Linked DNA regions of Homo sapiens: region 2 is linked to region 1. A link is a loop called in an ENCODE intact Hi-C map of the cell type or tissue named here. Cell type or tissue: CD4-positive, alpha-beta T cell. All regions are shown on one strand. Each heading gives the region's core, and the rest is flanking DNA. Links, peaks and the distances in the headings are about the cores only.

Region 1 (5,390 bases), core at 104-5,103:
ATAATACAAAAAAATCACGGCTGAGCACAGTGGCTCACGCCTGTAATCCCAACACTTTGGGAGGTTGAGGCGGGCAGATCACTTGAGGTCAGGAGTTTGAGACCAGCCTGGCCAACATGGCCATGAACTAAAAATACAAAAATTAGCTGGGCATGGTGGCACGTGCCTGTAATCCCAGCTACTGAGGAGGCTGAGGCAGGAGAATTGCTTGAACCGGGAAGTAGAGGTTGCAGTGAGCTGAGATTGTGCCATTGCATTCCAGCCTAGGTGAAGAAGCAGGACTCCATCTCAAAAAAAAAAAAAAAAAAAAATCACAACATAACACCTTTACTTTAAGGCCGCCTACTTTTACACACAGTTATTTGTTGAATGTAGGTGGGAATCAGACTGTGTTCTTTACCTGCTGTCATTTTGGAGAGAATGCTTGTGAAAGAGGGTTGATTTACAAGGAAAATGCATAACAATTCCTATGCAAATCTACTTCCCAAAAAAGGTTTTAGTTGCTAAAAGTGTAGGCTATAGATTCAGACAGTCCCAGGTTCAAATCCTGACCTTATCACCTATCAACTGTGTGACCTATTAACTTAAGTTGCTTACCCTCTCTGAGCTTCAACTTCTTCACCTAAGAAATGGGAACACTACTAATAATTGCGGGTACCAGTGAGTTAATGTGCGCAAAGTACACTACACAGTTCCTGCTCCTCTGCAGTAAGCAGTCAACAAATAGCAGTTGCTATTATTAGTACATTTGTCATTAGCAAAAATAGAGACTTTGGTGCAGCGAAGTAACACACTTTTCAATGGTATAATGAATTTCAAATATAAAGCCATGTTGAAGTTCTGAGGAATGCTTTCTCTTGCCTGGGTTTGGGAGATGGTAATGGTGTACATGCATCTCTGTTAGATCTGCTTAAACACAGGCATCATTGTGCCTTGGTTTTCATGGTGGCTGTGTTTTGGTTGCATTGTGGGCTCTGGTCATGTTCTCTGCAATTTTCACTGCATTTATGCAACTTCCCCTTACCTAATATTTTGGAATTCCATCTTAATTTTATTTTTCTCATTCTTATTCCCTTCTGCTTATTTTACGGGCTCATTATAATTTATCAAATTCTTACGTATTCAAAAGCCTCTGATTTCCAATTCTTTTTAATCAAGATGTTGCTCATCTACTTAAGTCAATGTGCTGAGTAAACCAGTAAATGGATACTTACAAATCCTTATCCCTTAGTGTTTAGGTGTACAAAACCCAGGATACCAAAAAGTCATGGGCTCAAGGGAAGATATGAAGGCTTATTTATAACACAGGATGCACTCAAGGCTGCAGAGTGTGATTCAAAAGGCATAGGATTAGGAGTCAGAGTTTACTTGGATTTGGGGATTTTCTCAGCCAGCACAAACTGTAGAAATCTCAGGAAGTCATTCAGTCTCTCTAAATTGACTGTATTGGCCAGTAAATAGGGAATGATTATGATACTTAGGTTATGTAGTTTAATATAATTAACAATGAATATAATAATCACTTTGTAAAGTATAAGTCACCATGCATAGTGCTACAAGGTTACCACTATCATGATTTTCATTATTTACCACACATGTGCACGTATCTAGAAGATTATCCTTTAGGAAAGAATTTGTGATAGAAAGAGTCTAGTTTTGCCTCTGATACTAACCTGGTATGTAACTTTGGATAAGTCTTTCATTTACTTAAGTACTAATTTCCATATCTACAAAATAGATACTCATCAATGTCCTTTCTAGGTATAAAAGGTTGGGGTTTCACTAATACCAGGAAATAGGCACGGAGAAACAGGCTGACTAGAGTCTTGAAAAGCAGAAGTAGTGAATATGTGATTCTGTAGTCAATGAGGCTACTGTAAATGTGGAAGTTGAAAGATGGCAGGGAGAAAGTGACTCCAGAGGAGATTCACTGGGTAACAGGGTGCACAATGGGCTCAAGGAAATGTTGGCTAACACAGAGCCCACATGGTTCCAAAAGTAGTAAGACTGAAGTGCACGCAGAGCACCTGAAGGAGACAGGAAGTCACTGTTGTGCATCGCCTTGCATAAAGTGACAAAGGACTGGCCCAGGGTGTCCTTCACGTAAGTGAAAAAGGAAAGAAATAGAGTAGGTTCAGGAATTACAGCCTCCTGAATGGGCTTCATGCCACTCTCCTTCCTCTCTAGTCCATCCACCACATTACCACCAGAGGGACCCTAAACTCAAATATGGCCCTCCCCCTTGCAGGATTCAAAAGCTCTGATTGCTTCTTATTATCTACAGAGTAAAATCCAACACTCTGCCCCCACCTTATGCTTATAGGGTTGTTACTATATATATGGTCTACTGTCAGTCCTCAGCCTCATGAGTGGCTTCTCTTTCCTAAGACCAAACCATGCTGAACTTGCCGTCTTTGTTTTCTTCATAGCTCAGTGTCTTTGCATATGCTGTTCCTCTACCAGTAATATCCTCATGCAATTCCCTACTTGGAGAGTTTCTTCTTTTCCTTTCAGACTCAGCTTAAATATTATCTTCATGGTTCAAAACTGCATTATGCATTTGACGTACGTTTTTTAAAACAGGTGTTTGCATGTCTGCTTCTCTACTCGCATGTGAGCTTCTGGAAATGAGCCCATGTTTTATAGTACCAGTATGTACTTTGTTAATATTTTGTAAACTTTATTAATAGCTAATTAAAATAATCCAAAGGATAAAGATTAGGGGGCATCTGACAAGAACAGAGAAGTACAGGACTTGTTAGAATATAAACAGATAATACCTAAGAAAGAACAAATTTGAACTTAACAAAATTATAAACACAGTGGATAGGATAGATATGGACATCTTTACCAATTAAATGATTTATGCAGTAAATAGTAAATGTCTCTTATGAACCAGGTGTTCAGGGTACAGAAGCAAACAAAGCTGACTTAGCATGTTCCATCAGTTCCAATACCAGTATCCCAGGAGTGTGGTGAGCAAGGGGAAGATGGAAGAGAAAGAGGGCTTGTAAGTTATGGTGAGAATTTATTTCTATCGCAAGTGCAGTAGAAAGCCTTTGCTTTAAAATTTTAAACAAATCTTAATGATGAGATGATTTTGTTGAAATTTTGAGGGAGTCACTCTGGCTCCTCTATGGAGATCAGACAAGCGTATAAGTATGGATACCAGTTAGGAGGCCAATACATTAGACCGGGTGATAAATAATATTGATCAGAATCACCTGGAGGGCTCTTAAAACACAGATTTCTAGACCCCACCCCTAGAGTTTTTGATTCTGTAGGTCTTGTGAATATGCAGGTGCAATGGGCGCATGGGGTGGGCAGAGAATCTTTGTGTCTAACAAGTTCCCAGGTGGTGCTGATGCCTCTGATCTGGAGGCCACACCCTGAGAACCACTGGCCTCTATTATGGCGATGGCAATGAAGTTGGAACAAAGTGGGCTGATTTGAGAAAAACTCTGAAGATAAGATTAAAAGGGCATGCTGATGTACCAATACTAGAGAATATTAGGACAAAGCATTTTCCTTTAAAACATGTAGGAGATGAAATACTACAAAATTTTAGGAAAAGAAGTATCTGTCATATGAAACTTGAATGAGGTTAAATAAGAAAGAAAAACAAAACAAAACAAAAGAAATACCCTTCACGTAGTAGGCAATAAATGTTTGAATATCATTTACTCTCCCCTTCACACTGACTAGTAAAAGCAAATGGTTTCCTAAAGTGTTTGAAATAATTGTAAATTTCATTACCAAAAGCAGCTTCTAAAATGTAGGATCTTGGGGATGGTTGAATAAGAGAAGATAACTATGCTTTTTCATTGTCAGAGCTTTGGGGTGTCAAAGGAAAAAGGAGAAATGAAGTGGTATAAACAAGTGTAAAGCCTGCCCATTCACCTGCCCAGATTAGCTCTTCTGTTTTAACACCCAATACTGTATCCATCTCTCTCCTGGAATGGACTCCTTACCATAGCAGCCCTCTCTCCACATGTGCACCCTACAAGTCCATTTAAAAAACAAACAAGAACTCTGCATGCCAGTACCTTGGGGACCCTGCCCAAGCCCTGCCTCCTGATTTACCTTGGTATCTCCAATTTCTGCCCTATTAGCTACCATATTTCTGCCTCTTTGTCCAGCTCCATTATGAATTGTGTCCTTCAAACATTTGTATTTTGAAATCCTTAGAATGTAACTTTATTTGGAAATAGAGTCATTGCAGACGTAACTAGTTAAATTAAAATAAGGTCATTAGGGTGGGTCGTAATCTAATATGACTGGTGTCCTTATGAAAAGGAGATATTTGGACACAAAGATATACACACAGGGAGGTCATCATATGAAGACAAAGGCAGAGATCAGGATGATTCTTCCACAAGACAAGAGCTCCAGTGATTGCCAGCACACCCCCAGAAGCCAGGGGAGAGACCTGGACCACATTCTCCCTGAACGCCCTCAGAAGGAACCAACCCAACGACACGTTGATTCCAGACTGCAGCATTCCAGAACTGTGAGACAATACATTTCTGTTGTTTAAGCCACTTTCTCAGCGGTACTTTATTACAGCAGCCCTGGGGAAGTAATCAAGTGCCTTTTGATGATTGCTTTAGTTGAACTGTCCACTCAGCTCTTAACTCTGCCCTCTTTGTCTCTCAGATCTGCTTCTCTTCTATGCTCAGTGGGTGAATGCGGACCCTTCCATAGTACAGACCAGGCCCTCTGGGACCCCAACCAGGGCTCAATGCCCTGGATTCCCAGCTTTCCAAATATGGGGTTCTGACACTCATTCCCATCGGACAGTTGCCTCCTTAGGAGTCTGTCCTGTTTTATTATTCATCTTTGGGTCCTATCAATTATCACAGTGCCCATCTCATAGCCAGTCGGTTTGTTGAATGAATAATACAATTAACGAACTAGTCATTATTTATTTTTTCCCTTTGATAAACAAAAAACTCGAGGCCTTTTGACCTTCATGCTGGTGTATTTTTGTCAATACAATGAGTGGTTTATTTGAGAAGCGTCTGTTTTTGGATCACATTACTCAGTAAATGTGTATTCTTAATGAAAGTGATCAGTGCAGATCAAGCTGACATTAACACTAAAGATATGTAGGATTGCTTTGGTGTGCAAATGGAAATGGTTTGGTGCCGGGGGATAATGAATACATGAGAATTAGGACTGCGTTATTAAACTGAGGGGATGAAACTTGTCATTAGTTCCCACTGCTTCTTGGAGTTATTGTTAATAGCTATTTGAGTGAGGAGACGGGAACATGTGGAGAAGAGGATGTGGAGAAACAAATGTGTAGATAACGTCTGCTCGCTGAGATATGTGATGTTTGGAATTGATCATCCTGCAGTTTTCGCTGAGATGCTAGTGATTTTGAACTG
Region 2 (5,390 bases), core at 181-5,180, 340 kb after region 1:
CTTGAGGTTTCCTACAGGGTACAAAAGAGAATGGGGCTAGATCAAGCCACCAGGGCCTGTAGAACTAGGATTGAACATGGCTGAATTAGAAAATTGGACCACTGTCTGAGTCGTGTTAGCAGGTAATCTTTTAAAATCAAAACTACATGAGAAAATATTTATACTAATTTGCTATTATTCTCTTGTAGGCTAGTTCGTTAAAAGATCTATTACCATAGTGCTTCAGTCTCATGATCTGTAAGAAGGCAATAGGAATGTTGTCTACCCCATAGATTTGTAGTGAGGATTACACGGGAAAGTTTATCTAAAGCATGTAGAATACACCCTAACATATAGTAAGTGCTCAGTAAACATTATTTCATCAAGCAATTCTATGATACGAAAGTGGAATCATAATTATAATACGGTTATGTTTTTCTGAAAACAAATGTCTTTTTAAACCTTTACTGCATATTCTTTGTGATGTTGAATCAATAATAATTGGTCACCACTTTTTTTCTAGTTGGAAATCAGTTGAATATTAGTGTGTAGGATATCTTTGAGGACAGTGACAGATTCTTTAAATACTGAGGCATGCAGAAGAAAAATGAGGCTTTATCACAGGTGATAAACTCTGCCTACCACCCTGTTCCCCCAACTCCTACAAAGAGAATTTTCTAATTACATGGCCTCTACTTTACTAGGGTTCCTGGCGATTATGAGGCATCTCTCACAGTACTTTAGGGTACATTTTTCCTTAAGCTGTGGTTAGGAGCCCATACCAGGAGCAGCCCTGCCTATTGCTTAAAAGTTTAGCCATCAGCTGGGTGCGGCGGCTCACGCCTGTAATCCCAGCACTTTGGGAGGCCGAGGCGGGCGGATCACGAAGTCAGGAGATCGAGACCATCCTGGCTAACATGTTGAAACCCCATCTCTACTAAAAAATACAAAAAATTAGCCGGGCGTGGTGGCAGGCACCTGTAGTCCCAGCTACTCAGGAGGCTGAGGTGAGAGAATGGTGTGAACCCAGGAGGCAGAGGTTGCAGTGAGCCGAGACGGCGCCACTGCACTCCAGCCTGGGCGACAGAGCGAGACTCTGTCTCAAAAAAAAAAGTCTAGCCATTTCAGAGGTTCAGTTTCCAGAGCCGTTGACATCAGCCAAAACTAAATATTTAATTCTCCCTTCCACATCTTTCAGTGGGATGTATACCAGCAGAACTATTCTTGTGTTATTTATTTGTGACATTTTTTGGAAACATATGATACTAATGGGCACATACTCAGAATCTCTGAGGCAACACTAGACCAGATATAGTCTTCATTGGAGTGTTCGATTTTCTTTCTGAAAGTTCTTTTATCCTGTCTCTCTCTCTCTCTCTTTCTCCTTACCAACCGCTATTATAAGTAAATCTCAGGACTGTGATATTTTGCAGGTTGAACCTTCCTGGCATAATGTATTGGCCAACATAGTGGTAGGAAATGTGTTTTTATCCTGTTTAGATACCAGAATGTCAGAATAGCCTGCCGTTGGCACAGTTTTCAGTAAAAAGAGCTTGAAAAGCAAAGCAGTAATATTGAGACATTTATTTTAAATACAAGCTACTCCCTGATTCTTCTCATTTTTTTTAATCTCTTACAGTTTCCCCAAAGATTATATACTTTATTACAGCTTTCCTCTACAGGATTTTCATAGATGAAAGAAAGGTTCTAATGTAATTCTGGACATTTGAGTGTAGGAACTATTGTAAGGATAGGCGAACACAATGCCACAGTGATTAGATTTATTTGATTAGTTGAGTGTCAAAATGGGGGAGACCAGAAGTTTCGAGAAAAGTCCTGTTTAACTGGATTGACCAGTTACTTGAGTCAAAATGTTTGAATTGATTTTCTCTATAAGAAACAACCCAAGTAATTTGCAAATGCCTGCTAATTTCATATCCCTGGGCATTTTTTAAAATTACCCGATTACCTATCTTAATGCTCAAAGGTCCCCTTAAATGACAGTAAAAATAACTCAAGTGGTTTTTGAAAGCTTAGGTTTCCAGCAAAACAGAATGGATACTTCAGATACCAGCACATTTGAATGTTGTTTCAGTATATTATAATAACACCCACTGGGGGATAAAGTACATTCAGTTTATAATATAGATTGTAAAATATTTGATTTAAAACTTTATGTAATGAGGCTGTTTATAGCCTATGTTAAAGTAATCTAAATAAAATGGCCTACTGAAGTCTTCTTTTGAGTTCAGCTTACACGGGATTTTCATATTTAGAGATTTCTTTCCCTCCTCAGCCCTGTTGTTGATTACTTTTTATACCTTCTGCAAGGAAGATGGGTAGCCATGCACATACCTTTGCTTGTGAACATTGCTAAATGGAAGATATGAATTGACGTTGGCCTTGGAAATTGGGAACACACACTGTCTTTAGTTTGAGTAATTTTTAGTTATGAGTAATCTTTAGTTATGAATAATTCCTATCATGTCCCCTTACATGATTAGGTTAATTATACTCCTCCCTTCCTACATAAGCATAATTAGTTCTAAACTCTTTTGCATGTAGGAAGAAGCCAGTACAAAGTTTCTTGTTCAGTGTTTTGTTTTGTTTTCAATCAATGGAAATAAGTGCAGGCATCAGCCCTTAATATTGATAGCATGTGTCTGCAATTAAACGATGCAGATAACTACATATGAAAATTTCTCAGGTGGCAGGAGACGCTGTAGCAGCTGCTGCATTCACACCAGGACATTTCTTTAGGTGCTTAGAGACTGTCCGAAGTCAGCTCAAACAGTAGACCAATCACAAACTCTTGGGTGTTAATTTTGAACCAAGAAAAAGGGACAGTTGTGTTTGTTTTGCTTTGTTTTTTTAAGTTTTGAGACACAGCATGAAGTTGATGTGAGTACATGTGCGCACCAACCAGCAATGTCATCAAACTGAAGGAATCCAAAGAATGATGGGAGGAGTTGATATCTCTTGTCATAGAGTAGACTGCCACCTGGCCTCTATCTCTTAGAATAACATGGCAGAATTAGGTCCAAGGACAGGGCATGCTTGCGAGGAAAGTCACACAGAGCACCAATTCAATGGCTAATTGTGTGCGTGCTTTTAACTATTTTATGACTTGCAAATGTATTGGCATCTATTTATGATAGTAATAATTTAATGAGCATATGCTAAGTGGAAAGCATTGTTCTTTGTGCTTTCATTCATTCCTTCAATCACCAAATATTTATTTAGCGCCTTTTAAGTGCCTGATGCCCTTGTAGGTGTGGGAATGCACCAGTGAACAAAACAGACAGAAATCCCTGACCTCATAGCCTTATGAAGCAGTTTTCAGGAAATGCGACAGCCAGTCTTAATTATAGACATAAAAGAATAGTCCTCGGACTATCGTTGACCCTTGTACAATGTGGAGATTGAGGCTGGCAGCATATATATTACTTGTGACACTGGATTGTACATGTCGAAATAGTGACCCAGTCCTGCAGAAGCCCTAGGAAGCAGGCACTGTTTGTTACCGTTCCTATTTTATGCAAGAGGGAACTAAGACACAAGAGAAAATGATTTGCTCAAGATCATACAGCTAAGATCTCTTGCACTTAATTACAGAGAGCTAAGATTGAAACACAGTTTGTCTAATTGCAGAACCAAATGTCTTAAATCTAATATTACTCTGTCTCTCAGATTTGATACCTAATAGAACTTTAAAAAATAGTTTTGGGGATTTTAAGTAATGGAAGGGCCTGACTGTGAGGCAGTTTTTAGATAACAATCTAGCTAGTCTATAGGACATTCATAGGAAAGTATCCTTCAGAATAGTTTTGATTATATTAATATATGATGCTTCAAGCTTTTTAATGTACTATTCATTGAAGTGGTGATCCAATTCCACTTGCTAGATATTTGAAATTGGCTTATTCATTGTCTCATTTGATTTTCTTTGTTGGCCAAATTTGTAGCTTATTTCTGATTTGTATGGAAAGAATGGTGGGATTAATTGACTTTCCCCCATTAATTAAAACAGTCCCCTGAGTATAGATTCTGAGAACTCCAAAAATGGAACCTTCAGTGACTGGTAGCAGGGATGGTTTCTTTTTTGAATTCAAGGGTTCTGTTATTGTTCTCTGTGTCACTAGCTTAGATGTAGAGCCTGATGCTCTTTGAAGCTGATCATTTCTTTTGAGCTTATAAATGTTTTTGCTCTGAGGTGACATAAATAGAAATTTAATTACTTGGAAAATCATAACCAAAGGGAGCATTTTATTTCCTACTGTTTGGTGGAAGCTGCATTTTTTTTTATGCCTTGTGCTTTGGCATACATACATACATGTATTTTTGGTAAAAATTGCATTGTAAAGGAACTTCAGAAATTTCAAATGTTGATGGAACTGCCTTTCTTCACTATGACTAAAAGGCTGATTTTAAACTTTAAGTGTTTTCGTAAAAGCTATTTTGTCAAAAGACAGTTGAGTTATTTTCATAGAAGGCAAAACGTATTATATAATCAATATCTTAAGTAAACAAAGTTGAGTTCATATTGATTCTGTATCGTCATTTTTTATTTTTAATTAACTAAAGAGCCCAAGGGAGGAAAGCTCATTTTCTCAAGCATCTTGGCAAAGGAAATGACTAAAGTTTTTTTTTTTTCTCTCATTATACTATGCAGAAATAGTATAGCTTTCCAGCAGTAACTTTAAAATAGTGATTCTGTAGAGGTGATTTTAAAGATTTCACTTGTCAGAGAGGTTATCGTAAGTGGAAGAAATTTTAGATTATTTTGCGTATATTACAGATGAGACTTTCTTGGATATGTACAAGATATGACATAACCTTTTGTTTTTTTTTTTGAGACACAGTCTCTCTCTGTCACCCAGGCTGGAGTGCACTGGCACCATCTCGGCTCACTGCAAGCTCTGCCTCCTGGGTTCACGCCATTCTCCTGCCTCAGCCTCCTGAGTAGCTGGGACTACAGGTACCCACCACAACACCCGGCTAATTTTTTGTGTTTTTAGTAGAGACAGGGTTTCACCGTGTTAGCCAGGATGGTCTCGATCTCCTGACCTTGTGATCTGCCCGCCTCGGCCTCTCAAAGTGCTGGGATTACAGGCCTGAGCCACCGCACCCGGCCGATATGACATAATCTTAACTTTTCATTTAGGTTGTTTTTGAGGCACATAGAAGTTAATGGACTAAGATATTGGGATATGTAAGAAATGGTAGATAGGCTGGGAGGCCGAGGCAGGCGGATCACGAGGTCAGGAGATTGAGACCATCGTGGCTAACACGGTGAAACCCCGTCTCCACTAAAAAAATACAAAAAAATTAGCCGGGCGTGGTGGCGGTCGCCTGTAGTCCCAGCTACTTGGGAGGCTGAGGCAGGAGAATGGCGTGAACACGGGAGGCGG

The links. Hi-C counts contacts between places; a loop is a spot of excess contacts. Peaks named below come from ENCODE experiments on the same cell type or tissue, not always from the same donor. Only the 100,000 strongest peaks of a DNase experiment are listed, where the experiment ranks them.
Region 2: a loop joins it to region 1, with 27 times the contacts of the local background. A loop is called at or near these places in 5 of 110 quality-filtered maps.

Annotation. Positions count from the first base shown.
Region 1 is chr9:1,725,353-1,730,742 of GRCh38, forward strand. All of the region lies in intron 2 of LOC105375951 (a long non-coding RNA gene), which reads left to right. Among named protein-coding and RNA genes, the nearest start is that of SMARCA2, 290 kb to the right of the region's middle. In CD4-positive, alpha-beta T cell, for the core only: no CTCF peak of the experiment used is centred there; a DNase peak (open chromatin) is centred at 2,219.
Region 2 is chr9:2,064,103-2,069,492 of GRCh38, forward strand. All of the region lies in intron 9 of SMARCA2 (SWI/SNF related BAF chromatin remodeling complex subunit ATPase 2), which reads left to right. Among named protein-coding and RNA genes, the nearest start is that of SMARCA2, 51 kb to the left of the region's middle. In CD4-positive, alpha-beta T cell, for the core only: a CTCF peak has its summit at 2,972; a DNase peak (open chromatin) is centred at 2,969.